Linked DNA regions of Homo sapiens: regions 2, 3, 4, 5, 6 and 7 are each linked to region 1. The links are chromatin contacts, found by Hi-C or POLR2A ChIA-PET in ENCODE. All regions are on one chromosome and are shown on one strand. Each heading gives the region's core, a stretch centred on a gene start or an enhancer-like site at or near the end of the contact. The rest is flanking DNA. Distances are from core to core; before and after follow the strand shown.

Region 1 (3,646 bases), core at 1,001-3,500:
ATGCTGATTCCAAAAGCGGGCCTAGACCTCTCAAACTAACTGAATATATCTTCTTATCCTACAGTCACTTACCAATAAAAAGTTATCTTCTGGCCAGGCGCGGTGGCTCAAGCCTGTAATCCCGGCACTTTGGGAAGCAGAGGAGGGCTGATCACTTGAGGTCAGGAGTTCGAGACCAGCCTGGCCAACATGGTGAAACCCCATCTCTACTAAAAATACAAAAATTAGCCAGGTGTGGTGGCGCACGCCTGTAATCCCAGCTACTCGGGAGGCTGAGACACGAGAATCGCTTGAACCCAGGAGGTGGAGGTGGTAGTGAGCCGAGATCGCGCCACCACACTCCAGCCTGGGTGACAGAGCCAGACTCTGCCTCAAAAAAAAAAAAAAAATTATAATCTTCTATACTTCACTTCTATATGTTAATATAGTCATGCATATTTCATACATATGAATATTATTCATGATAAATGTATATCCCTCACAAAATCTTGGCTTTAATCCCTTCCAAGTTTCACAAAAATTTCACAAGCACAAATAAGCACAAAGGCTAAAAAGGACTACAGTTAGGCACATAGGAGTCAATCAAAACTTAAGAATTCATCCCTTTAGTTCCAATACGATGGGATGTGCTGGTTTGTTTCATTCATTCTTAAGGTTCTGGATAGTTCTTTCTCCCTACACTTCATATATGAAAAAACAAAAACAAAACTTGTTGCCTCTCCAGGACTCTCCTCCTGTTCCTTAAGTTGTTCATTCATATTAGTGAAAATTAACAAATATAGACTTTCTCATCAACACAGAGAGCATTGAAGTGGCCTGAGCAACGCAAACTGAACATCTCCAGGCTCAGGTTTAGTTTATCAGAGGCATTAGGATCTCTACCTTTGTCCTTGCATTCCAATTACTTATGTACATTCCCCTTTCCAAGTCACAAATACCTTCAGGGCAAGAATCTTTTCTGATTCTGGAGAAGCTCTGGACAAGTAAGTTTTGAGCACCAGTATTTGCTACCCTCTCGAGAAAGCTGAGTTAAACAGTTCCTGCCCTCGCAGTCTATCAGAGAAAGCTGGCTTGTAAATAAATTGCAACATAGGCAAAAGCAGAAGTGAGTACAGAATTAAATCTGAGGAAGCATTAACTCTCTGACTGTAGAGGAAGTTCAGGGATACATTTCTGTGTTCCTCAAAAGGCCTTCCATAAATACCTGTTGAATGAACAAATGAATGGATTAAATCTTTTAGGCGAGGTCCCAGATCCAAACGAGATGTATCAGTAGCTTCTGGAAGCCAGTGAAAAAACTTTTATCTTTCAACAATTGCGGGATGCAGCCTCCAGGGCATATTCACCCCTACCTCCACCTCGGGAAATAATTTTGGAGAAAGGAGCATACCTGTACTGCCAGCCTTTTGCACTGCCACCGCGGCTGCTGCTGCTGCTACTGATTCCACCTCCACAGCTGCTGTTCTTGTTCGGGGTCACCGCTGTGGCCTGGCCCTCCAGCTTTCCTTCGCTCTCCGAGACTTTCATTGTGGACACTGGTTCACCCCCCTGCATCTTAACGCCAAAGTCCACTTGCCCTTCTTGAGCGGGAGAGAACAATTCTGTAGTTCTGTAGGTGACTTTTTTTTTTTAAGATTTGATCTGAATATGATACCGGTTGCTAAATCACACGGCGGCTGGGGCGGGACTGTCAAATGGTCCAGAAAAGGAAGATACACATTCCCACAGAAGTTAAACTTTTGAGAGGGCAGGGGAAGCAACGAGGACAGATATCCTTCACATGTATCTCTCTCCTTTCCGGCAAAAGCAAGGAGGAAAAAGCATCCGGCGAGAAGACTTAAGTGACATACTCAAAAGAGAAGGAGTGTGGGGAGGTCGCAGATTCTGTAGCCAAGACGGCTGGGAAAAGGACGGAGCGCCACGGACAGGGGACCCGCGGCCTAACCTCGGGGCTGACCCGCCGCGCTCCCTCGTCTCCTCCGCAGGTCCTCAGGCAGTGCGTCCAGTCAAGCCCGCTCGGCAGTTCCCGCCGCAGCCCCCGAGATACAGCCAGGGCCGGCGCGCGCAGCCGGGGAGGAGGGTCGGGGAATGAGGCCGCCGGGGGCGGGACGCCGGCTCCCGGGGCCGCCTCTCCCAGGGCCAGAGGCGAGCCACTCGGGACAACTTCCTCTTATGCCCCTGGCCCGGGCCCTCGACTGGGTTCCCAGGAGCCGGTGAGTCTCTCGCGCTATCTCCAGACCCAAGCGCGAATGCCAGGGCCGCGGCCGCCGCCCCACCCACAGCCCCACAGCCCCACAGCCCCACAGCGGGTCAGCCACCCCCCGCCCCCTGCTCCCTTCCCGCCTTCCCTTCCGGAGTAGCGTGAGCTCACTTCCCTCACAGCCGAAGCGTCTGGCGCCATCTTGGGTCAGGGCGGCGGGTCCCTGAAGGAGGCGGAGGCTCTGGGAGCTGGTAGCTGGGCGACTGGCTGATGGGCGAGGGAGGGCGAGGGAGGGCGCCGCAACGGAACGAGGAACCCGGACAGTGAAGGAGGAAGAAACAAAGGAGCCAGCAGCACTAGAGAGTTCCCTTCTGGTGTGTGAGTGCCCGCCTTCCTTTTTTTTTTTTTTTTTTTTGAGACGGAGTCTCGCTCTGTCGCCCAGGCTGGAGTGCAGTGGCGCGATCTCGGCTCACTGCAAGCTCCGCCTCCCGGATTCACGCCATTCTCCTGCCTCAGCCTCCCAAGTAGCTGGGACTACAGGCACCCGCCACTACGCCCGGCTAGTTTTTTGTATTTTTAGTAGAGACGGGGTTTCACCGTTTTAGCCGGGATGGTCTCGATCTCCTGACCTCGTGATCCGCCCGCCTCGGCCTCCCAAAGTGCTGGGATTACAGGCGTGAGCCACCGCGCCCGGCCGAGTGCCCGCCTTCCTAACCACGTCCTAGCCTTCCATTTGAGGGGCCGTTCCAGGCATTTTAGGAAGAAAGCTTACAAAAATAAGAAAGTACAAGAACGAAGCAAACATCTGTACGTTTTAGTTACTTGGGGTGGGGGGGGGGCAAGCATGACATTGGAGTAAAGCCAATCATTATTATAAATTAAAAAGAAGCTGTCATGGAAATTAGAGATCTCAGAACAGAGCTAGGTACTCTTCCAGACCCCAGACAAATCTTTCACCTTGTTTAGGCCTTGGTTTTGGATTTGTAAAACAAGAGTGCATGGGTAGATTTCTAAAGTCTCTCCTAATTGCTAATTTTAGTTTATAATAACATGACTTGAGGCTGGGCACAGTGGCTCACGCCTGTAATCCCAGCACTTTGGGAGGCCGAGGTGGGCGGATCACTTGAGGTCAGGAGTTCGAGACCAGCCTGGCCAACATGGTGAAACCCATTCTCAACTAAAAATACAAAAATTAACCGGGCATGGTGGTGCGTGCCCGTAATCCCAGCTACTTAAGAGGCTGAGACAGAAGAATCACTTGAGCCTGGGAGGCGGACGTTGCAGTGAGCCTGAGGAAGGAGAGAGACCCTCTCATATTGTTTTATACTCAGTACCTGTTTTAAGAAAAAAAGAAACAGCAAGGAAGTAAAACCAAAGACAGGCAGCCCAGCGCCAGGCCGGAAACCAGGCCTGGGCCTGCCTGGCCTAAACTCAGTAGTTAAAAAT
Region 2 (3,876 bases), core at 1,348-3,847, 2.1 Mb after region 1:
CCACTGAGGCCCTTCCCAGTTCTGGAATCGTGGGTCCATGAACAGTGGGGCTGCTGGTGGAAGTGTGGGCTAACCTTGACCTTTTATACAGTCCTCCCCCTGCTTTTCGCTGCCCCTGAGTATTCTGGCGTTACTGGTCACTTAATTCACACTGACTTGGCCAAAAGTCATGCTGGGTCTTTGGAAATATACTCAGGTGAATCTAGCAAGAAAAACTGACCCTTGATAACAAAAAATTGAGAAAAGTACTGGAGATACACGGGTGGTTCACAGAAACCGGGGAAGAGCTGCAACCTGAACTCAGAAAGGGGGCCTGGTGCAACCTAGGCCTCAGCACTGGGAACTGCCCTGATCCCTCACCTGAGGAGCCCCTGGTGGTGCTCGCCCTCCTGCTTCTCTCTGCTAAGATGCTGATCTGTGGAGATAGCACCTGCCTGGCCCCTGGCGCCGATCTCCTTGGCCAGAGAAGGCAGGACTGACCATGACAACCTGCAGCGTGGAGGGATGCAGGCAGCTACATGCCAGCAGTGAACACGCCATGGGAAGGGAGGAAGCTGGGCAGCCGGGGTGGCCCCCCATGTGGCCTGCATGCCCTCAGTATCCCTCCCTGCACCGGCCCTGGCATCAGGAAGCTGACTGGTCCACCCCTCCCCACCGAGGTGGAAGCGGTTGTATGGTGGAGGATGTGTGGGGGGCTCACATCTCCTGTCTCTCTAACTAGTTAGGATAGGTGTGGGCACTCTCTCTAGTTGGATGGTGTCCAGCAGCATGGGTCCACTCTCACTGGAGGCCTAGGGCCACAGTGAGCTCAGACTCAGCGGCTGGGGCAGAAGCTATGGTGGGATGTGAAGGAGGCTGGGAACATGGGCATGGGGTGGAGAGGCCTCCAGGTGTACTGAGGCAAACGGGATGGGCATGGGGTAGAGGCAAGCCCAGGCGCCAGGGAACTTCAGGAGCCGGGAGTGCCAGCACCTTCTAAGCCTGCTCCCCCATCCCCACCCGAGCCCAATGCAACCACCCCAGAGGAGCCATGGCACCCCAGGACCTCAGCTGAGGAAACTGGCCCCTCCCACCCCTAGATTGGCATCCAGAACTATTCCACAACCAGCAGCTGCCAGGCGCGGGCCAGCCAGGTGCGCAGCGACTACGGCACGCTCTTCGTGGTGCTGGTGGTCATTGGGGCCATCTGCATCATCATCATTGCGCTTGGCCTGCTCTACAACTGCTGGCAGCGCCGGCTGCCCAAGCTCAAGCACGTGGTGAGTGTGGGGACAGGTGGGGCTGGGGGCCAGTTGAGAGGAGAGTGCCCATCGATAGGTGTCCTCATCTGCAAGGGGAGGCAGTGACTCTCCTGGGCGCACAGGGTCCCGTGGGTGAAGCAGCTGGTCAGCCTAGCACTGCTGACTGCTCTGCAGGGCACCAGCCCCAGGACAGGTGCCAGAGGTGCAGGGAGTGAGGGGGCTGCTAGCCCCACCAGGGGGCCCCTCCCTGGCACCACCAGCCCCTTTCCGGCGCAGGCACTGCAGGGCCTGAGCACCTGAATACCTCACCAGAGGCAGGCCCTGCGTTGGTGGTGCCCAAGGATCAAGGAGAGGCTCCAGCAGCCTAGAGGCCTCCCCAGGAGGAAGCGAGCAGAGCCCTAGCGATGCTCCCTGCCCACCTCGCAAGTGGAGTCTTCTTAGGGGGCTGTTGGGGGATCGATGACGTCAGGGAGGCCACGGGGCTTTGTAGTGCCAACGACTAGTAGGTTTATTTTGAGAAAGGAGTTGAGCTGCAGCAACAGAAAAGAAGGATCTGGCACCTGTGGAGGGTGCCGCGGGAACCCCCTGGGTGGGGTTGCACAGACGGCCGCGGGCCTGGCGCTGTCCGGGGGCTGGCTCGCTCGCCCATGGCCTCTCCCCACCCCGCCTCAGTCGCACGGCGAGGAGCTGCGCTTCGTGGAGAACGGCTGCCACGACAACCCCACGCTGGACGTGGCCAGCGACAGCCAGTCGGAGATGCAGGAGAAGCACCCCAGCCTGAACGGCGGCGGGGCCCTCAACGGCCCGGGGAGCTGGGGGGCGCTCATGGGGGGCAAGCGGGACCCCGAGGACTCGGACGTGTTCGAGGAGGACACGCACCTGTGAGCGCAGCCGAGGCGCAGGCCGAGTGGGCCGCCAGGACCAAGCGAGGTGGACCCCGAAACGGACGGCCCGGAGCCCGCACCAGCCCCGCGCCTACCCGGGCCGCCCCCGCGGCCTGGCCCTCGGCGCGGGCTCCTTCCCGCTTCCCCCGACTTCACACGGCGGCTTCGGACCAACTCCCTCACTCCCGCCCGAGGGGCAGGCCTCAAAGCCCGCCTTGGCCCCGCTTTCCCGCCCCTGAACCCCGGCCCCGCGGGCGGCGGGCGGCGCTTCCTGCGCCCCGGGACTCAATTAAACCCGCCCGGAGACCACGCCGGGCCCAGCGCGTCTGCCTTCTTGACTCATTCTTATTTCCGGGGTTGGGGCGGGGCGGGGCGGGCGGGGCACCCCGGGGCAGGGGCGGGGCCGCGGGGCGGGGAGGCCGGGGCGGGCGGGTCCTCCGGACGCCGCTGCAGAGCGGGGCGGGGCGGGGCTGAGCGTGTTTACATCCGCCGGGTGCGCGGCTTCGCCGCCCGAGGTCGTTCGGCTCGGGTACCATCCTCCGCGCCATGGACACCAGCGACCTGTTCGCCAGCTGCAGGAAGGGGGATGTGGGCCGAGTGCGGTGAGGACCTCGCAGTCCCGGGGAGGGTGCGGGAGGTGGCCGCCCTCGGAACGCCTCGGGCCCTGGGACGGGCGGCTGGGCGGCCGCGGAGAGGCGGGCGCCTCTGCCGGGTCACAGCCCTCGGAGCGCCCCCGCGGGGCAGACCACCCGGACCCCCGCCGCAGCCCCCCAGCGGAAGCGCGCTGGGGCGGGGACACTGATGGCCATTGACCCCCGGAGGGCTTCCTGTAAGAAGGGACTGCTCAGCGGAGGCCCGAAGGCGCAGAAGTGGGCGGAGAGAAGGCGGGCCACTGTTCGCCCTGGTAGGGCCCGGACGTCAGACCCCCCGGGCGCAGGGCGCGGGTATAGGCCTGGGACTCCAGACGTGGCCCCTTTCTCTCGTGCTCTCTGGACCTGGCGCGGGGAACACCTAGAGCCCATAATCGGCCTCCGGTCCCTGAGGATTCGGAAACTCCTGACGCAGCTAAAGTGAATCTGGCGCTGAGATGCCCCCTCCATGGGCCGGACGCGGAGGGAAGGGGTGCCCAGTTGGGTTCTGGGGCCCTTCCCCTCCTTGGGCTTCCACTATCCCGTTTGACCTCCTTTTTTCTTGGCCCTTCCTCCCCCTTGACCTGGTGCTGACTGACTGCTTCCACCTCCCCTGGGCTGGCGCCGGGCTGCTGTACTCCCGTAGCCTCCCTGGGCCGCTCCCTGACATCCCGTGCCACTCAAGAGTTAGTGCATAGTGTCAACGCTGAGTGGGTTCACAGCACTTCCAGGTGCAGCCTGGAGGCCTCCTTTGGGCTGCCCCCGCCTCAGTGGGGCTGCATTAGCATTGGCGACTCCCCTCGCTCACCTTCCGCATCCCATCAGTTGCTGTATCCCGCGACTCCTGCCTCCTAGAATTGTGTGCCCTCCACACCATCAGGAGGCCTGCAGCAGCTTTTTCCCGGGCTCCCTGCTTCTAACAGGGCCAGCTTCTTCCTGCAGTAGAGAGCTCTGGTGGGAGTGAAGGCTCCATCACCTCCTCTCCCAAACGCTGAAAGGCCAAAGGTCCAGCCTCGGCACTGGCTCTGGCTTCTGTCCCTGTAGCCCATCGTCCCCCAGCACTGATAGCACACAGTGTCTGCCTGTTCGACCCCACCTCCACATCCTTGCCTGCACTTTGCC
Region 3 (3,808 bases), core at 1,309-3,808, 2.0 Mb after region 1:
CTTCAGTCCAACAGCCTATGAGGACCTGAATCCTATCATGTGAAGAAGCTTGGAAGGGGATCCTCCTGAAGATGAGCCTTCAGAGGAGACAGCAGCCCTGGCCAATACCTTGCCTGCAGCCTTGAAAGACCTTGAAGAAGAGGCACCCAGTGGCATCGTGTCCAGATCCCTGATCCACAGACACCGAGACAGTGGGTGCTAATTGCTTCAAGGTGCTAAATCCCAGGATAATTTTTTTTTTTTTGAGATAGAGTTTCGCTCTTTTTGCCCAGGCTGGAGTGCAATGGCACAATTTCGGCTCACCGCAACCTCCACCTCCAGTGTTCAAGTGATTCTCCTGCCTCAGCCTCCTGAGTAGTTGGGATTACAGGCATGCGCCACTACGCCTGGCTAATTTTGGATTTTTAATAGAGACAGGGTTTCTCCATGTTGGTCAGGCTGGTCTTGAACTCCTGACCTCAGGTGATCCACCTGCCTCAGCCTCCCAAAGTGCTGGGATTACAGGTGTGAGCCACCATGCCTGGCCATCCCAGGATAATTTTTTATGCAGCAATAGATAACACAAGCCCATGCAGAGTCTCTTCAGCTTTCCTGTCAGCAGCTCCTAGCATCCGAGGTGCATCCTTCACATCCTTTGTTGGTGTCTCTTAACTGTTGGGGTTTCCCAGGTCCCAGGCTTAGACCTTCTCATCTCCCTGCACTCACTCTGGATTATACAACCACTCCCAAGGCAATCTACAGCTTCAGTCCAAACACGCCCTTGAGTCCCATACATGGATATCCAACAGCTTCCTGGATATGTCCCCTCGGCCCAAATTCAGCACAGCCAGAAACAAACTCATCTTCTTCCCCCTTAAATTGCTGGTCTTCCTGTGCGCTCCTATCTCAGCTATCATCCACCTAGCTAAGCCAGGATCCTGGTGTCATCCTGCATGCCTCTTTTGCTGTCCTCAATCACCAACACCTATAGACCCCACTTCCTGGCCGGGCGTGGTGGCTCACGCCTGTAATCCTAGCACTATGGGAGGCCAAGGCAGGCGGATCCACTTGTCAGGAGTTGGAGACCAGCCTAGCTAACAATGGTGAAATCCCATCTCTACTAAAAATACAAAAATTAACCGGGCACAATGGCGTGCATCTCTAATCCCAGCTACTCGGGAGGCTAAGGCACGAGAATCGCTTGAACTTGGGAGGTGGAGGTTGCAGTGAGCTGAGGTTGCACCACTGCACTCCAGCCTGGGTGACAGAGTGACTCTGTCTCAAAAAAAAAAAAAAGATTCCACCTCCTAAACATCTTGTATTTCCAGTTCTCTCCATCACTCCTGCCTCCCTACCCTGGGTCCCAGGCAGAGATGCTTGTTCACTGCACAAAGTGCCTGGCTAAGAGGGTTGCGATTCAGCCCTGCCTCTGCTCACTAAGGCTGCCTGGAACTAGACAAGAACCACAGCAACCTCCTCGTTTGCTGCCTTCAACCTCGTTCAATCCACTTCCACCTGGTAGCAGCCAGAGGGATTCTAAAACCCACACTAGTTCACGTCTCACCCTGCTCAAAATGCTTCCATGGCCTTCCATTGCTTTCAGAATACAGAATAGTCAAACTCTCTAGAAAAACATCTAGCTCTTTTTTGATCCGGATTTTCTCTCCCTCAAGTCTTGTCTGTTGCCCGGCATCATAAGCTCCTAGGGTTAGTTCTTAGGGAGGGGCTTGCACATCCGGGCCCTGCCATGACCTCTGCAGCTTTGCACATGGCATCCTTCTATCTGTAACATCCTCCCTGCGTCTTCGCTCCCCTGGGCAAAGATAACTCCTACTAAAGCCTCAGATGTGACCTCCTACAAAATCCCAGAGTTGTCCAGCTGCTTGAAGTATTGAGCCTTTGAGCTTTGGGAGAAGTTAAACCATTGTGCTCCTAAGACGGTAAGAAGCGTCAGAAAACCAGGCTCTGAACCTCTGCTGTCTTTTTTTTTTTTTGAGACGGAGTCTCACTCTGTCACCCAGGCTGGAGTGCAGTGGCGGGATCTCGGCTCACCGCAACCTCCACCTCCCAGGTTCAAGCGATTCTTCTGCCTCAGCCTCCCGAGTAGCTGGGATTACAGGCCCGTGCCACCATGCCCAACTAATTTTTGTATTTTTAGTAAAGACTGGGTTTCACCATGTTAGTCAGGCTGGTCTCGAACTCCTGAGCTTGTGATCCGCCCACCTCGGCTTCCCAAAGTGCTGGGATTACAGGCGTGAGCCACCGCGCCCGGCCTCTGTTGTCTTGTCAGCAAAATGGCCCTGGTGTGACCGAGGTCACGCAGCCAGCAAGTGTCGTCGGGTCCCCTGGAGCCTCAGCTTCTACCTCCGCTCCAGCTCCCACCACAGCGCAGGCGAGCGCACGCGCACAGCGCCGGGCCGCACACCTCCGGGCTCTGGGCGGAGCGCCTCGGGCGTTGTAGGCGGGACCGGACCCTCTGGCCCGCCCCTCCGTGTCCCTTCTGGTCGCCAGTGGACGCCGACGTCATGACGTCGCGTTCCGTAGGGCTCTTCCCGGGCTTTGGTGGGTCACGTGAACCACTTTTCGCGCGAAACCTGGTTGTTGCTGTAGTGGCGGAGAGGATCGTGGTACTGCTATGGCGGTGAGCGCGCTGGCGCGTGGCGGGCGGGCGCCGGGGACATGGGTGCGGAGGCTGCGCGCTTCCCGTACTCTGGCCCCGGCCCAGGGCGGCGCTCTGGGTGAGGCTGGGCCCCAGGCTCTGGGGCGCAGCTACTTTCTCGCCTGCACCCTGCGTGAGGCGACTCGCCTACCTACCACTGACCTGGGGCCCTGGGCTCCCTAAGGCGAGCTCGGCCCGTTCAGCCTCTGTCCTTTATTCACCCCACACATACTTATTGGGCGCCATCTGTGTGGCGCTGAGCGTACAAAAGACAGGCCCCCATTTCACTACACTCCTTTAAACTTTTTTTTTTTTTAATTTCCCAATGATCCTTGTTCCAAACACTACACTTACTTTTGTATTACCTTCTTGTCCCTTTGTCTTGTATACTGTCTGTTCCACATCTGAGTTCCAGACCTCTTGTTTTGGTGGCTCTTCTATGCCATCTCTATCACAATACCTTGCGCACTGTGTGTGCTGAAATAGGTCTAATGCTTAAGGGGAGATAATAGACAGTAAACAGGTAAATAGGCAAATGACATAACCTCAGTGGTTTTTCATGGAGAAAGCACGGTGATGTGGGTGACCCCGATATTTGAGCTGGCTTCTATTTGTTTGGAAGCCACTGACTCAGATTGCTCAGCTGAGAGCATTCCAGGTGAGAGAACAGCAAGGGCAAAGATCTGGAGGCTGGAAGGGGTTTGGTGTGTTGGAGGACAAGAGTCACAGGTGGAGAGAAAGAAGGGAAGGCCCCTGATGGTAAAAAGGAAGCTGTATCATGCCTCACCAGCTTCCTAGGTTTCTGACAACCGCACCTTCTCTTGCAGGAATCATCGGAATCCTTCACCATGGCATCCAGCCCGGCCCAGCGTCGGCGAGGCAATGATCCTCTCACCTCCAGCCCTGGCCGAAGCTCCCGGCGTACTGATGCCCTCACCTCCAGCCCTGGCCGTGACCTTCCACCATTTGAGGATGAGTCCGAGGGGCTCCTAGGCACAGAGGGGCCCCTGGAGGAAGAAGAGGATGGAGAGGAGCTCATTGGAGATGGCATGGAAAGGTAATTTCATTCAAGGCCCTGGACTCAGCAGATAGTTTTGCAGAGAGCCCATTGTGTGCCTGGTGGCCTGGCTTTGGGAGCTGGGAGCAGATGAATCGATGGCATTCTTGCCT
Region 4 (3,704 bases), core at 710-3,209, 2.4 Mb before region 1:
TGTCTGACTTATTTCACTCAATTTTTATGATTGTGAAATTCATGCATGCTTTGCATATGGTTGTAGATTATTGTCTTTCCTGTATAGTATTCTACTATGTGAATATTCTTCTTCCTTTTTTTTTTTTTTTTTTTTTGAGAAGGAGTCTTGCTCTGTTGCCTAGGCTGGAGTTCAGCGGCATGATCTTGGCTCACTGCAACCTCTGCCTCCCAGTTTAAGCAATTCTCCTACCTCAGCCTCCCAAGTAGCTGGGATTACAGATGCCTACAACCATGCCTGGCTAATTTTTTTGTATTTTAGTTGAGATGGGGTTTCACCATGTTGGCCAGGCTGGTCTCGAACTCCCAACCTCAAGTGATCCACCCCCGCCCCCGGCCTCCCAAAGTGCTGGGATTACAGGCGTGAGCCATCGCGCCTGGTCAGAATATTCTAAAATTTATTTATTTCATGAACATTCTTATACATATGTTTTCTGGTGAATATATGAATACATTTATGTTGAGTATATATCTAGGACAAAATTTATGTTAGTTCAGGCCTTTCTTCTGAACTCTAGACCTACATATCCAAATCTACTTGACATCTCCATTTATAGGCATTTCAAATTTAACATATTCCAAACCATTTGCTCCTCTTTCTGTGTTCCATGAGTCAGTAAATGGCTTCTTAATCCATCTAGTTACTTAAGGAGTCATCCTTAATATTCCTTTTTGTTGACCCTTCCCGGCAAACCAATCCGTTATGAAGTCCCTTGGATACCATTTCTAATTTATACATATCTTGAAATTATCTACCTCTTTCTGTCTCTAACTCCCATTACACTAGTTCAAGCCCCATCATTTCTGGCTTTGCCTGACGCAACTGCCTCCAAATGGCTTTCCAGCAGCCCTTCTTGCCCTTTTCCACACTATTCTCCACAAACAGCCTGAGTGATTCTTAAATATGCAAATAGGATCCTACTTAATAGTCTTTATTAGCTGCCCATTGACCTTGGGCTGAGATGAGACAAGGGCCAGACCATGCTGACTCTTATTGGCCACATTACAGATTTCAGGCTGTATTTTGGAAGATATCTTAAGGTCAACGGGCAAAGTTTCTCCTTGCTCCCTACACTCCATCCACACTGACTCCCTTTTAGTTCCTAGAGCACAAGAAGTTCTTTCATGCCCCGACAACCTCACACAATATTTCCTTGGCGGGGAACATTCTCTAAGGCTCTTCAATATGCCTGCCGCTTAAAAGGCACTTATTCAGAAGTCTTTTCCCTGATAGTCCAAAATTAATTGATCATTGCACCCACTAATTTTCCCTCCCAATACTGACAATTTGTAGTTCTGTAACTATTTATGCTTTAATATCTCTTGCTCCAATTACTCCTTAAATTCCATCAAGTGTTATGTCCACTCCTGTAACCCCGTGCTTAACACGGTGCTTGGCACATGGTAAACAGTCAGGAAATGCCTGTTTAATAATGCATGACCGATGCGAAGGCTGGAAGGGGTCGCAGGGTCAGCATCTGGCACTTCTCTGCCATGGTTAGTTTCCTTCTTGTGTGTGGGAATAGACGGGGCCAGGTCTTCTCCTTGCTCACCCAGAGGGGGCTTTTCTCCCTGTCCCCTTTATAAGTGTCTGCTGTAGGGCCGCGTGTGAGAGACAAAATGCCTGCAGAAACAGGGCGGCGAGCGGAAGAGATTGGCCCTATTTCTGAAGTCAACGTAGTTCTGTCATCAGAGGATGCTGTACTTTTCTGGCGCAGGTGCGAGAGAAGCTGCCAATCTCTCCTGGAGCGGGTGGGACTAAGGAGGGCCCCGGGAGCTGGGGGGTTGTTGTGTCCTTCCTGCAGAACCCGATTGGCCTGGGTGAGCTGAGGGAACGGGGGCGTGGTTTGATTCCGCGGGCGCGAGCCACGTTGGACGCGCCGCAGCGTCGCCGAAAGGTCCCTCCCAGGCCCCACAATGCACTTCGGGGCGCGTCACTCGGAGCGGCGGGTCCCGTCTCGACAGGTACTCCCCGGCCCCTCCCAGTCCTCTTCTTCCTTTCTTAGGGGTCGTTCGAATCCCTGCCGGCCTCTCCCCTCCCGCTCCCTGCCTCTCGCCACAGCCTCGGCCTTCGCCCTCGGGATTGAAGACCTACCCCACGGGCAGGAGCCAAGTCCGTGCCTTTGGGATGGGAGTCGGGGCCGCGGAGCTCTGGAGGGACGGGCAAGCGGGGACCCCGTCCCCTTCGACTTGAGGGTTCTCTGGGGCCAGGCGGGCGGCGGTTGCGCCTCGTCTGAGCCGCCTCGGGTGTTGGGCAGCCAGGAAAGGAGTGTTTGAAGGGGAGGGACAGTCGCACTTGGCTGTCAGCATGGTGGTGGGGATTCCCTGGCGCCCAGGTGTCAGAAACACGGTGATCTACCTGTGTAGGTGGCCCATGAGAGCTTGAGGTGGCATTTCCTATTTCTTTTAGGCAGAATGGGACTTGAACCAGTGTCTTACTTTACGTTTTGTGGGGATGGAGTGAGCCCTGAGCCCAGATATTTGCCCGCGTTGGCTCACGGAAATCTCTTGAGACCCTGTCTCAAGAGTCACTTTGGGAACGATGTGGCAGAAGGGAGACCTGAGCAATTGGCTCGGCAAGTGGAGGAGGCTTCCAAAAGAAAAGGACAAGCCCCAGCTGGCTTGAATCTCTCTGCCAGTGAAGACAGCTTAAGATAATTTTTCCCTGCTGCTTAGTTTCCTGGATCATCCACCTGGGGCAGGGGGCGAGCTTGAGAACCAGTCCCTCCTATGCCTATTCAGCCAAGGCAAAGCCTAGCCCAGAGCAAAAGTATCAGCCACCAGACTGGAGATGTTGGGATCTTCAGTCAGGGGAACAGCCACTTTTCAAACTCTGAATCACTTTCCATGTTACTGATATTTGCTTACATGCTAAGATTGTAAGGAATCAGGCAATGCCTTAAACGGTACCTACAATTTCTGATATATTAAGGTTCATTCAGTATTTGACTCTGACACCTGTGACCATATCCTAAAGTAATGGGACATTCGGGTATTTCCTATGTTGAAAACCATCACATCTGTTTAGTGCCTTTTTTTTTTTTTTTTTTTTTTTTTTTTTTTTTTGCGTGCAACTGGTTAAAATCGAAGTATATCTTATGTTGGTATATGAAAGAGGCCTAGGTCTTATCACAGGGGTGCCTGTGACCTTCCTTGAGTGTCTCACAGAGTTGTTAGAATTGGGCCTGAGTTTAAATCCCTACTTTGTCACCTACTCGTTTAGGGATTAAAAAAAATTCCTCAAGCTTTCTGGGCTTGAATTTCCTCAAAGGTAAAATGGAACTAATAATACCTATCTCACAGGTTTTTGGAACGCTTAAATGAGGTAATGTGTATAAAGTGCGTGGTCCATGGAGAGTAATCAATAAATAATACAGCAAATATTTAATGTAGTGCTTTTAGCATGTTACAAGGCAATGTTTCAGGCACTTTACATGATCCTATGAGATAGATACTATTGTCATCTTTAAAACAAGCCTATGAGATAGATGCTATTAGTAGCCACAATATATAGATGTGGAAATTGAGATATAGAAAGGCAAAGCTTGTCCAAATTTACATGGCTGGTAGATGGTGGAGCCAGGATTAGAACCCAGGCAGCAAGTGAATAGATAGTTTCTATATCCCTGGTTTCTTGTGTCTTGTTGGTTTTGGGAGACTGATGAA
Region 5 (3,999 bases), core at 667-3,166, 2.5 Mb after region 1:
TCCTCCCACCTCAGCCTTTCCAGTAGCTGGGACTACAGGCATGCGCCACCATGCCTAGCTAATTTTTTTCTGTATTTTTTTCTAGAGACAGGGTTTTGCCATGTTGCCCAGGCTGGTCTTGCACTCCTGGGCTCAAGTGATCCTCTTGCCTTGGCCTCCCGAAGTGCTGGGATTACTGGTGTGAGCCACTGCACCCAGTCCAATAAAAATATTTTAAACTAGTGATTCTCCTAAAGCAATCAGTGATTTAACACACGTAACTTGGCTGCAGTCCCTGCAGTGACACAGGCCAGATTGTGTCATAATGTGGAAACAACAGGAGGCCTGTTATCAATGGTACTGACATCCTACAACTATTAGCACAAACCAATGAGTTTATATTAAAATTTCTATTAACTAATTGTAATATTTATTGTAATTACTATACTATTTACCCTCGAAATATTTCAACATTTTAACCATCAATATGGTGCAGGGTGCATAATGGCTAAATATCGGATCTAGTCTATATGCTGAACTTAGTCCAGGGGCTGCCAGTTTTAGCTTCAGGCCAAAACTCCAGAAGAGATCATCAGTGGGTCCTGGAAGTGAAGATGGGTTGCATTTCAGACTCTGAATAAAGAGTCAATGTCTTCTTTTTCCCCTTTTTGGTGGGGGATGGATATCAAGTGATGTCACACCTAGACCACTTCACTGAAGTTACCTGCCTGTTCCCAGTAGTCCTTTGAATTTTCCACCAGTGGGTTTGTATTCCAAAAAAGACTTCCTGTCCTGTCCAACTTTCTGAGCCAAGAATGTACAAAACCTGATTATCTGCTAGAAATGGGTGAGAATGGAAAAATCCAAATAGTTGACACCTAAATTAAAAGCAAAAAAGCATCTTGCCACATATGTACCCTCAACTTCTACCTGTCCTGGTCAAGGTTTAGCTCCATGAAACCTTGCCTGATCCCACAAGGCGTGCCCACCTCCTCCCTGCTAAATGCTCACAGCATTAAGTCTGTTTCTCTTAGATGACATCATACCTACTGACTACAGATGCCTGAAAGTAAATTCCAACCCCCAGCCCCAGCATCCCTTGCCCTACCCGTTATCCCCCTTTCCCACACCGATCTTAGGCAATCACACCGCCATGCTTTGCCCACAACAGTCTCCTCAACCTGTTCCCTCATTCCTTCTCGCCAGAATCTATCAAGGCTCGGCACAAAGGTACTCTCCCAGGAGGCCTTCCTGAATTCTTCTGTGAGGCAGACTACTTCCCGAGCTGCCCCGGCCCTTCTCCGGCCAAGTCTCTCCAGAAACTCATCCCATTCGTTCTCAGATGGAAGGGGACCCACACCCACGACAAGCCTCCGGGTTTGCTTAATGACTCAGACAGCGAGGGTGCTCGGTAAGCCCCACCAGCCCGCGCCCTACTCAGCAGGTAATGACGGAGACCTACTAGGTGACGGGCGCCGCGGTAGACGCTGGGATAAGGTCCCTGCTCCAGGGAGCTTACGGTCTATTCACTAACGTCAAAGAGCAGTGAGTGCTGTTACGTGTATGGGAGCCACCAGGGTCTCCGCCTGCCTGCAGGGCCACGCGCGCACTCGACGCTTCGCGCCTGCCTCAGTTTCTCCGTGAGGCCGCACAGCCCCAGTCTCGGGAGGCGTGACACACCCTCCCCGCGCGCTCTCGCGTTACCAAGTCTGCGCAGCCGCACACCCCCAGTCCCGGCGGGCCCCGCGCGCCAGGCCCCTTCCCGACAGGCCCCAGGAGCCCCGCTGCATGCCGGGGCTTGAGGTCTCGGCGAAGCGGCGCGGCGCGGCGAAGCGCGGCGGCCGGCGGGCGCGCGTGGCAGGAAGCGGAAGCGATCCGAGGCCCGGCCCCGGCCCCGCCCCGCGCCGCGCCGCGCCGCTTGCCGCCGGGCTAGCACTGACGTGTCTCTCGGCGGAGCTGCTGTGCAGTGGAACGCGCTGGGCCGCGGGCAGCGTCGCCTCACGCGGAGCAGAGCTGAGCTGAAGCGGGACCCGGAGCCCGAGCAGCCGCCGCCATGGCAAGTGAGTCCTGTAGGGAAGCCCTATTGAGGCCGGGACGGAACAGATCCCCCTTCCCCACACCCGTGCGGTCGGGCGCCCGCCGGCCAACCCTGACCGGCCCCCTGCAGAACGCGGCCCGTGCCCCCGGCCCTTCTCGAGTATCCCCACGCGTCCGGGGTGCGGCCGGCTCCCCTGGCCCCTGCTCTCACTCGTCGTGGGCAGAAGGCGTCCCTGGGTAGCGCGGAAGGTTACTTCTCTGTGTCCCAACTCTTCCTGTTTTGTTTCTCCCATCAAAGTCAAATTTCTGGAAGTCATCAAGCCCTTCTGTGTCATCCTGCCGGAAATTCAGAAGCCAGAGAGGAAGGTAAGTACCCCAAATCGCCAACAAAGAAGGTTTCAGGAAACTGTCTGGACTCTGGAAGTTTACAGTATGATTAAAAATGGCTTCAGCACGGCAATGGAAACTCTCCCTTCTCTTCCCTTGGAGTGTAGTTGTGCTCTGTTATTCCGGAGAGCTGTCGAAAGGTGACCTGGTTGTGTGGAAATTTCCACTGAAATCACTGTGCTTTATTTGGAGCATCTTTGGTGGATGTTGCTCCGAGAACAAAGCCTCCGGTTGCCCTGTCCCAAAAATGGATCCGGGCCATGAATGAATAAGGCCTCAGTTAGGATAGCAGATTGAGTTACCCTCCCTTTTTCACCTCCAACGGGAGCAGATCACGGGTTGGTTTTTTTTCCCAGGAGATGCCCTTTGTATCCAGCTGCTAAAGGGAAGGGCTGTCACTTTAGTATTTACAAATGATTTTGTACCTTTTATGTAGGCTGTCACAATAGGGGGAATAAAGGCTATTCTTTTGTGAAGTCTGCTGCTTTTCACAGACGGTGTATTAAAACAAGGAAAGATTAAATTTAGAGCTGTGCTGAATCAGAAATTGTGTGGAGTGAGTGTTGCCAGTGTAACTACAGCTGTCAACGAAAAAAAGTTTCATTAGGTTCCTAGGTTAGAGAGTGGGGAATAAAATGTTTGTGTCCTCACATTATTTTTCAAACTGTTGTTAAAGCATTCACATGGACACTTGGGTGCTTGGAATCCACTTTCATTTTTTTACGTAAAATAGTTTCATATAAATGCCCATGTGCTGCTTTTAATGGACGAATTTGTAAAGCTTTACCCCCTCAATTCCAGTGTAGCGAAGGGGCATGGCTCTGGAGGCAGGCAAGCCTAGGTCCCACCCTTTACATAGCACCTTAATAGCTATGTGACCTTGGCCTTGTAACTCAGTGTGGTAGACGGAACAAGGGAAATACGTGCAAGGTATAGCAGTGGCTCAGGAAGGGATTAACTCTGGGAGACATGATGTCTTATGGTGGTTTTGAAGGAGAAATAGAAGTCTCCTTGAAGGGACGGAAAGGAATTCCAAATAAAAGGAGTATATAGTTTGCAAAGGCATTGGTGACAAGAGTGTAGCATGTTTGGATGGGAGGTTATTAGATGTAGTTGCTATTGATAGAACATAATTGTAGGTGGGGAACATTAGGAGATGAATAACAAGGGCCAGACATGAGAATGTCACTTTGGAAGAAAAGGAGAGGACTAGAGTTGGTTTAGAGGCTTTTCACATCAGAGGATGAACTGTGGTACTGAGCAAGAATGGATTTAGGGGCTACTAAGAAGCAGAGGAGACAGGACTTGGATAAAGAGCTTTTGGGGTTTTGATGTTAAATTTGATTGTAACCAGGAGAGAGGACTTGGTGATTAGAAAGGGAGTTTTGAAAAAATTGTCTGCTCTTTGTTTCCCATCAAGATTCATTTCAGACAGGTTACTCTGAAATGGCGTTGCCTTCTCTTGGCCACTTTCTAATTTCTTAGTGTGGTGGGATGGTAGGTGGGAAGAGGACCATTCTCAAGAGAAGAAGAGTCCTGTGAATGCCCCCAGCTTTGGATGGAGTATCTGAACACTGATTCACCCACTGTTGTGTG
Region 6 (3,656 bases), core at 374-2,873, 2.5 Mb after region 1:
ACCAGAATTTCCTCACTTGAACAGAGTTCATACTAGTCAATGGCACACAGGTTAAAGGGTGTAGGGGTAAAGTGTAGTGATGCCTGCAATTCACCTTGAAATGTAAAAGTGGATTGGGAGAGGGACAGATGAAAAGATATATGATAAAGCAGCACAGTAAAATGTTAATTATAGAATTTAGGCACACAAGTATTTACAAGTCTTTCAACTTTTTTTGTGTCTGAAAACTGTCATACTAAAGCGGGGAAGGGACAACTAATACGTTGGATATGACAAGGCAGTGGACATATAGCTACTTAGCACAGTGCTTGGCACATGGAAAGCACTCAACCAATGTTAGCTACTTGCAGTACTAGCTGCTTAGTAAGCCAGGGTCAAACACTTCCTTTTTGGAAAGATGATGCTCAAAATGGAAACCTGAGGCTTTTCTTTGAGGCCTTTCCATTTAGAAAAATCAGGCTAAGAGGCAGTAGCTTAACTTTATATTAAGTGAAGATTTTTGTAGAAGCTAAGGCTCTCCAAAGGCCAAGGGGCATGGCTGTGACCTTAGAGAACAGCAGGCAGAGAGGGTGGCTGTATCATCATAGAGCACTGATTTGGGAGTCAGAAATACACGTGGGTGCAAACCCCAGGTTTACCGTTACTAAAACGAGTGTCAAGCATATACGTGAAGTGCCCTCTCCCCAACTCAATATTTTCACCTGCCAAAAAATAATATGTATGTGAAAGTACTTGGCATCACCAGCACTTAGAAAAAGGAGATTTAATTGGAATGGTCAAAAAGGATGCTTGGAGGGGTGGATAAACCAGATTGCTCTTCTCCATAATTCCCACTTCTCTCCCTCAGTTCCCGGATCCTGGGAACCAAAATGAGCTTTTAAAGTTTAGTCAATTCCCTACTTTAAACCGTCCCATAGCCTGCCACTGCATTCACAATAAAATCCAATTTCCTGACCGTGGCCGACAAAGCCCTGCAGTAACTAACCCCACCAAGATAAGATAATTATTTTTATTTATTGGTGTACACGTTTATCGTCTCTCACTACACTAAAATGTAAGCTCCTATCTTAATTCCCGCTGTATCCCAGTGTCGCGAATAGAGCCTGGTACGAATTAAGGGGACGGGGTTGTGTGGGTTTATATCAGCACTTGTCCATGAGTTGGCAAACCGTCAACTGCCCCCAGTGGATCGTCACTAGGTATCCTGGGGCGGCCCCTCACCCAGCTCCAGGGCGGCGCCCCTCCCCGAGCCCCTGGCCCATTTTCACTTCCCTGAGGAAATAATGGCGGGAGACCCCTGGCGCGCGCATCCCGCCCCGAGCCACCGACTTCAGCAGCTCTCTCGCCGCAGCAGCCCTGCTTGCAGCCCCCAACTCCCTGGTCCACTGGCCACACCTCTCGCGCGTTCTCCTGGCCCACAAGCCCTGAGGCCGCCTGCTTGGCCAAGCCGCTCTCGTCCAGCCCCAGCCCTTTCACGTGGCTGTGGGAGGCGATGCGCTGCGTCTTCGTAGTGCTCTTCACCTCCTCAATCTTCATTTTGCAGACGCCGGGAGCTAAAACCAGCGTGGAAAACCAGCAGCTAGGACAGTGCGCCCGGCGCCTGAGTTACCATGCGGCCGTTACTAGGGCAATTTGCAAAGGCCCGCCTAGACCGGCTTTCCATTGGTGGAAGCGGGAACACCTCCGCTCTCCATAGGCTCACGGCTGCGCCCATCGCGGCTGCTGCTAGAGCTCCGGTCACCCACTTCCGTCTGTGTCTCCGGGTTGGCTTCCCCCGTAGCCGGCGCTTCCTGCCGAGGCTGGGGTCGGGAGCACAGTGGGACCACGCCCCGGATTTGATCTAGGGCTGGGGCGTTGCACGAGGCAGTGGCCCCCGGGTACCACTCCTAATCCTTCCGTCCTATCCATTAGCACATTTGAACGTCATACTCTTACGCAAATCTCAAGTTATTATTTCCGTTTTGGAAACAGAAGAACTGAGGTTCAGAGCTTAAACTGGGATTGGTTACTAACCAATGTTTTCTGACTCCCATACCTTTGCATCTCCCTGGAAAGGCCCAGCTCAACCCACCACCGTTTCCGTGGAATTGTCTTCCCCTGCTTCTATCCTCCATCCTCCACCGAGAGATAAGGTTCCTGCTGAGTTCAGTTGACTGTAAATAACATTTTGCAGTTTTCAAAATTCCACAGCCCTGTAAGGTAGTGTAATTACGCATGCAGCTACAAACAAGCGGAAAGAGGCCCATCCGCCCAAGAAAGCATCACAAATAATCAGAACTAGAAATCTTCAGGCTTCAAAACCTATATAATAATGCTCATCACGTCCCATGACTCCAGCTGAGACAATCAGCCAGCAAATTGTCCCTTCAGGTTTCATAATGATATTAGCACAACCTGCACCACAATTGTACTTGCCATCCATCCATCCATCCGTTCAACAAACACGAGCCAGACACCACAATGCACTGGGGATACAGGGATAAAAGTCTTGATGCGTTTACTTCTTGCTTAGAAAACTTGCAACGTGAGATGTGCTGAGACAGGTACACCCAGGTGGCGAGAAGACCAGAGCAGAAGCCCCCGGAACAGCCTGGAGAGCCAGGGAAGGCATCATGAAGGTGATGTTGCCTTGGCTGAATTCCAACAAATAGGAGAGATTTCCTCAGAAGCAAATGGTATGACACCATTTTTACAGAAGAGGATACTAACATCCAGAGGAAGGGAAGGACTTGCCCAGAGTGCAGGAGAGTTTATGTTAGAATTGAGACAGACCTGAAATCAAATCCAATTACAGTAGTTCCACAGTCTCACACCGCCTTTTTTTTTTTTTTTTTTTTTTTTTTTGAGACGGAGTCTTGCTTTGTGGCCCAGGCGGGAGTGCAGTGGCGCAATCTCGGCTCACTGCAAGCTCCGCCTCCCGGGTTCACGCCATTCTCCTGCCTCAGCCTCCCGAGTAGCTGGGACTACAGGCGCCCACCATCACGCCCGGCTAATTTTTTTGTATTTTTAGTAGAGACGGGGTTTCACCGTGTTAGCCAGAATGGTCTCAATCTCCTGACCTCGTGATCCGCCCGCCTCGGCCTCCCAAAGTGCTGGGATTACAAGCGTGAGCCACCGCGCCCGGCCTCTCACACCTCCTTGTACATCTTGATTCTAACATTTGAATCTAGGTTTCTATATACTTTTTTCTTTTCTTTTGAATCTAGGTTTCTAATGATTTGCATAATTACTGGGTCAATGTTTTTCTCTCCCAGTAAACTGCAGGCCTTTTGAGGGTGTAGACCACATTTGATTGTTTACCATTTTAACCTAAGTGCCTGGCACACAGCCTACAACACAGCTCACAATTAAGGCTTCTCATGAATTCAATTAAGGTTCTAGACCACACACAAACACATACACTTGAATTCATCAGTTTTGCTGCATGTATTTTACACGTTGGCTTTTATAGGACTTGGTAATGATTTCCATCAGTGAATGGAATCTTTTGGCATTTTCAGGGCCTAAAAGAACAGAGGCCAGGCCTTGGAAGGCTGAGGTTGTTACTAGGGCATGTGGTTCATCAGCACTAGAGACAGCACCCCACAAAGTTGCTTAGCCCCTCATTGACTTGTTCCTGGTCATTACTCTTAGAAAAGAAGCAATTCCTTTCTCTA
Region 7 (4,001 bases), core at 1,447-3,946, 2.2 Mb after region 1:
ACTGCACCTTCCCCTGCTTAGAGGTCATTTTCCAAGGAAGGGAAGAGAGAATGTAATTCACAGAAGCAGTGCCACTTTACAGAGATGCTTTGAGCCCAGAGATCCCGATGACTTCAGAGACTCTTGGTTCTCGTGTGGACTGGGAGGAAGGAGTGGCCTGATGCAGAGCTCCTACCTGCTCAGATCAGCCCAGCTCCTTCTCCCTCACTCAACACAGGGTCCTTGGAATCGGTCCCTTTGGCCTTCAGATGATTCTCCTTTTTTGGTAAGAAAGCTTCCACTGAATAAAACCTTTAAGTGATTTTTCCAATCTGGTGGCGTCTGTACAATAACTGAGGAGAGAAATAATTATGATTATGGGGTCTGAATGATCCAGCACTTCTCCACGACTCTGAGGAGGAGGCAGCTGGCCCCTGCCTCTCACATTGACTGTCTTTGCGGGCAGGCCCTGCTTAGACGGCTTGGTTTTCTGCGTTGGAGAAAGGAAGCCAGTGGTGTAGCAGGGAGAGCGCTGGATGTGCACACAGCTTTCAAAGAAAAGCAAAGGAAAGATGACGGGAGGGAAGGGCAGAGCCACACAGGGGTGGAAGCATCCATTTATGGGACATTGAGTTTGTGTGGGGTCCTATGAGCTAACGTTTCCATAGGAAGCCTCAGGCCTAACATACAGATGGGAAATCTGAGGCTCAGAGAGGTCAAGTGACTGTCCTGGACACACAGGTATAAAGAGTAGGCCAGGCCACTCTGCCTCCACCCAGCAGGTTCACATAACAGAACTCTCTGGGCTAAGCTCCACTTGTCAACAGGGGACCAACCCCTCTGGGCTCACACCATGCCACACAGGGCACGTGGGTGCTGAGGAATGAAGGTGAAAGGACCTTGTTCTCCCCCTGCAGTCAGCCCCGATGCTGGCTCTGTCCCTCATCCAGGCTCAGGCGCCACCTCTGGGAGTCAGAGCATCTTCTAGCAGAGCCTTGGCAGGAGGCGAGGTGAGGAGCTGGCACGGCACCCCTGACAGACTGCGCGTCGCAAGCTATTCCTGGAGCCGCTGCGGCACTTCTGTCAGATGATGCAGAAACCCCAGGGCCACTCGCCTGGGGGCTGTGCCCCACGCCAAGCTGCTCAGAGGCACAGCACTGATTGGGGGGCGCTGGTCCAATGGAACCTGCGGCTCTGCACCCCAAAGCATTTTCCCAAAAGTTAAAACTGTAGCAAGGTGCAAGTGTGTAAGAATTTCAGTCCGACTTTGCCCCCTAATGACTGTGAGCTTGAATAAATCAGGCAGCATCTCTGAGCTTGTTTCCTCCATAGGGACGTTGCCTGCCTTACTCTGCTGCCGTAGGATTAAATGGGGTGATCCGTGGAAAAAATTATTAGCACAGAAGTCATGGATTTTTCCAGCTGGGCAAGCGTTATTTGATTTTCTTTAAACAGGGCTCATCCTCCAGGCCAAATTCATACCCACACATACAGGATTCACAAGTGTGAACTTGAGCGTATCCAAAGAAACCATCATTTCTGTGAAATGCCTTGTAATTCTGCAAGCCTTCACTGAGCAGCTGCTATGAGCAAGGTGCCACACAGATGCGGAGAGCAGAGGCCCCAGTTGCTGTGTTCAGATAACGTACAATTCCCTGTGGCCATCCGGACCCTTCGCACTATCAAGGGGCCCACCGCCTGGGAGGGATTTCTGGGGTGCTGATGACCAGACTGCGTCACTTTCCAGGGCCCACTGGGCAAACTGGCTTCTCCCCTGCTGCTGTGTCTTGTTAGAGCCACCGTGTTGTGTTGGGGGTGCTGGCTTAGTTTAGGGTGGGGATGAGAAGCTTTGAGGGACCAGGGTGGAGGCCTCCCCAGGGCTCCTCCTTCTCCAGCAAGCAGTACTAACCTCCACAGCCAGGGTGGAAGCCACAGAACACTCAGAGACAGCAGTCAAAGAGGCCACTTCTGCACTGCCTGGACCAGAGACTGCAAACTGCCCTTCAAGCTGCATTTCAAGTGCCTTCTGTGTGTGTGTCCACGTGTTCCCCTAAGCGACTGGGCTACACCAGTCCACCACAAAGGTACTGTGGGTTTCCTCTTTTGGCTGGTGAGGACACGGAGGCACAGAGAGGGCTGGCGCACAGCCGGCCGTGGGCAGAGCTGGACTGCCACGCAGGCTGCCTCCCTCCTGGCACGTTCGGCTCCTCGCTTCATCGGCCGGGCCCTTGGGACCCCAGCTCTTCAGGGAGGGACTCCAGGCAGAGCTTCATTCTCAAATGCCCAGACAAGCACTAAATATGCGTAGTGCACCCAGCGCACTTGCCGGGGAGTTGTGACTGCATCTGAGGATCCCATGCAAGGTTTGGGTCCTCTGTTTGCTTTTTAATTTCTCCCTTTACCTCTAACAGGGGAGAAACCAAGACACCGAGAACACAGCTTAATAGATCTGTGATTTGGAATTCTGATCCTGGCTCTACCACTCCTGGCTTGTTGTCTCTCCTGTAAAATGAAAATGACGATGGCTTTACCTGCCTTGGAAAATGAAATGAAATGAAATAGAGAATATGAAGCCCTTCAGAAAGGGCAGCCTGACAGTGCAGTCGTGGTTTATTGCTTCCACGTTAGTGACACATGAAGCACCTTGTCTGCCGGCATGCGGTTCTCTTTTCATTTTGAGCAGGACCCCACTGGGCTCTGCTCCTGAGCTCTCCGCGTCCTCCCCGCCTGCCCTGACGGTTGGCAGCATTACAGCCGTTTATTTTTAGTTCTTGGTGGGCCAGCCATTTCCTGGTCACATGCTGTTTGAGCTCCCACTTCAGAAAGGCTCAGCTCACAAGACAGACTCTGCCCATTCCCACCCCCAGCCTTTCTTAAGGGCTGTGTCAAAGCGAAGCCAGCCCTGACCCTACCTATTTTAAAGTTCCTTTGAGGAGTCCTTTCTTCTGGTCCACTTGCAGCCAGAGTGATTTTGAAGTTTAATTTACGAAATGGGTGGAGAGGTGCACAGAACCTGGTTCTGGGAGCTGGGGCCTGAGATCCGGGTCCAAAACTGCCACCAACTGGTGGGACCTCGAAGTCTGTCCCCTACCCTTGTACAATGAGAAAGGGAGGGGCAGAGGCTTCGTTGCAGGTTCCTTGCAGCCCACTGCTCTGTCAGGGACCATCAAATGAGAGCAGTTCTGGTCATTACTGCAGCTTCAGTTATGAGTATGCACGTAGTAACAGGTGCACTTCCTGCATGCTGCTCTGGGCCAGGGCCTGTTCCAAGCAATTTATCAATGGTAAGTTTACAGATTGGAGCTCTACACCTAGGTACCATTATTACCATCTCAACTTCACAGACAGGAGATGTGATGGGGACGCCTCAGGCCAGGTCTGTGTTTGTGCCCTGCAGCTGGGACTGGAACCCAGTGTCACTCCAGACTCTGCCTTCCCCCCATGGCAGCCTCCCCAGCTTTGCCCTTGATCTTCATGTGTGCTGGATCACAGTGTGTCACTCTGATTGGGGAAAGATGTGTGATCCACCCTCCTTGAATGTCTTTAGGGAAATACTCAGTATTTGGAGATAGAAAAACAACAACCACCATGCAAGGTCCTTATTACCTAGGCAGGGTGCAGCGATGTGGATTCATAGGATGTCAGGTGTGCGGTGAGTGTGCAGGCTGCCCCAGCAGCCAGGGGACAGGTGTGCCAGAAAGAAAGGCTCCGGAGGGTACATCATCTCCAAGATGGATTTGAAGATGCCAGTCTGAGGATGATAGCAACAACTGCCAAAGACCGAAACGGCTTCTTCTGGGGACCTAGAGTGATGTCTGTTTTCTTCTCACCCTCTGGCCCCGCGAAGCCAGGTTGGATGCAGAAAACACTGGGCTGTACCCAGTTGCTGTGGTAGCACGGGCCCCTCAGGCTCAAGGCCAGCTCTGACTCAGTAGAATGGGGGACCCTCACAAGCATGCCACAGTGTGGCTTCTGCTTGCCAAGGGGCCTGCCACAGCAGCCACGGCCATCTGGATCTCGGA

The links. Hi-C counts contacts between places; a loop is a spot of excess contacts on that map. ChIA-PET counts read pairs that join two places held with the same protein, here RNA polymerase II (POLR2A). Pooled maps may share reads with other maps.
Region 2: a loop to region 1 is called in a map of CD8-positive, alpha-beta T cell, with 9 times the contacts of the local background. The contact joins the promoter of ABTB1 here to the promoter of OSBPL11 in region 1. A Hi-C loop is called at or near these places in 2 of 168 maps with a recorded cell type or tissue (CD4-positive, alpha-beta T cell and CD8-positive, alpha-beta T cell) and 8 of 50 pooled maps.
Region 3: a map of B cell shows a loop between it and region 1 (10-fold over the local background). The contact joins the promoter of MCM2 here to the promoter of OSBPL11 in region 1. A Hi-C loop is called at or near these places in 2 of 168 maps with a recorded cell type or tissue (B cell and naive thymus-derived CD4-positive, alpha-beta T cell), 4 of 37 single-sample maps with no recorded cell type and 11 of 50 pooled maps. POLR2A ChIA-PET finds 5 or more read pairs at or near these places in 3 of 52 experiments (PC-9, activated B cell and activated T-cell).
Region 4: a loop to region 1 is called in a map of CD4-positive, alpha-beta T cell, with 12 times the contacts of the local background. The contact joins the promoter of SEC22A here to the promoter of OSBPL11 in region 1. A Hi-C loop is called at or near these places in 3 of 168 maps with a recorded cell type or tissue (CD4-positive, alpha-beta T cell, CD4-positive, alpha-beta memory T cell and CD8-positive, alpha-beta T cell), 2 of 37 single-sample maps with no recorded cell type and 9 of 50 pooled maps.
Region 5: a loop to region 1 is called in a map of CD8-positive, alpha-beta T cell, with 13 times the contacts of the local background. The contact joins the promoter of SEC61A1 here to the promoter of OSBPL11 in region 1. A Hi-C loop is called at or near these places in 3 of 168 maps with a recorded cell type or tissue (CD4-positive, alpha-beta T cell, CD4-positive, alpha-beta memory T cell and CD8-positive, alpha-beta T cell), 1 of 37 single-sample maps with no recorded cell type and 13 of 50 pooled maps. POLR2A ChIA-PET finds 5 or more read pairs at or near these places in 3 of 52 experiments (BJ, GM10248 and naive thymus-derived CD8-positive, alpha-beta T cell).
Region 6: a loop to region 1 is called in a map of CD4-positive, alpha-beta memory T cell, with 11 times the contacts of the local background. The contact joins the promoter of RUVBL1 here to the promoter of OSBPL11 in region 1. A Hi-C loop is called at or near these places in 1 of 168 maps with a recorded cell type or tissue (CD4-positive, alpha-beta memory T cell) and 7 of 50 pooled maps. POLR2A ChIA-PET finds 5 or more read pairs at or near these places in 1 of 52 experiments (A673).
Region 7: a map with no recorded cell type shows a loop between it and region 1 (6-fold over the local background). The contact joins the enhancer-like site here to the promoter of OSBPL11 in region 1. A Hi-C loop is called at or near these places in 2 of 37 single-sample maps with no recorded cell type and 2 of 50 pooled maps.

What each region holds. Positions count from the first base shown.
Region 1 is chr3:125,593,247-125,596,892 of GRCh38, forward strand. OSBPL11 (oxysterol binding protein like 11) reads right to left here and starts at 2,251. Exons shown (of 13, transcript NM_022776.5): 1 at 1,391-2,251. The coding sequence starts at 1,554. RefSeq lists enhancers at 779-838, 1,799-1,858 and a silencer at 1,959-2,368.
Region 2 is chr3:127,670,355-127,674,230 of GRCh38, forward strand. ABTB1 (ankyrin repeat and BTB domain containing 1) reads left to right here and starts at 2,598. Exons shown (of 12, transcript NM_172027.3): 1 at 2,598-2,727. The coding sequence starts at 2,672. It overlaps PODXL2 (podocalyxin like 2), which reads left to right. Exons shown (of 8, transcript NM_015720.4): 7 at 1,080-1,259; 8 at 1,914-2,448. The coding sequence ends at 2,126. RefSeq lists silencers at 1,880-1,959, 1,970-2,569, 2,710-2,969.
Region 3 is chr3:127,595,853-127,599,660 of GRCh38, forward strand. MCM2 (minichromosome maintenance complex component 2) reads left to right here and starts at 2,559. Exons shown (of 16, transcript NM_004526.4): 1 at 2,559-2,620; 2 at 3,466-3,695. The coding sequence starts at 2,615. It also overlaps a transcript of TPRA1 not described here. RefSeq lists enhancers at 2,237-3,194, 2,548-2,667 and a silencer at 2,698-2,857.
Region 4 is chr3:123,199,984-123,203,687 of GRCh38, forward strand. SEC22A (SEC22 homolog A, vesicle trafficking protein) reads left to right here and starts at 1,960. Exons shown (of 7, transcript NM_012430.5): 1 at 1,960-2,003. RefSeq lists enhancers at 1,517-1,666, 1,677-1,756, 1,997-2,046.
Region 5 is chr3:128,050,521-128,054,519 of GRCh38, forward strand. SEC61A1 (SEC61 translocon subunit alpha 1) reads left to right here and starts at 1,917. Exons shown (of 12, transcript NM_013336.4): 1 at 1,917-2,039; 2 at 2,315-2,382. The coding sequence starts at 2,033. It overlaps LOC102723759 (a long non-coding RNA gene), which reads right to left and starts at 1,655. Exons shown (of 4, transcript XR_007096073.1): 1 at 1,442-1,655. RefSeq lists a cis regulatory region at 1,482-2,098 and a silencer at 1,591-2,230.
Region 6 is chr3:128,122,189-128,125,844 of GRCh38, forward strand. RUVBL1 (RuvB like AAA ATPase 1) reads right to left here and starts at 1,624. Exons shown (of 11, transcript NM_003707.3): 1 at 1,396-1,624. The coding sequence starts at 1,536. RefSeq lists an enhancer at 1,376-1,425 and a silencer at 1,616-1,675.
Region 7 is chr3:127,759,560-127,763,560 of GRCh38, forward strand. All of the region lies in intron 3 of MGLL (monoglyceride lipase), which reads right to left. Among named protein-coding and RNA genes, the nearest start is that of MGLL, 61 kb to the right of the region's middle. RefSeq lists an enhancer at 3,411-3,460. Within about 2 kb of position 2,697, at least 15 of the 41 ENCODE cell types and tissues checked have a DNase peak (open chromatin) inside an H3K27ac peak, as active enhancers do.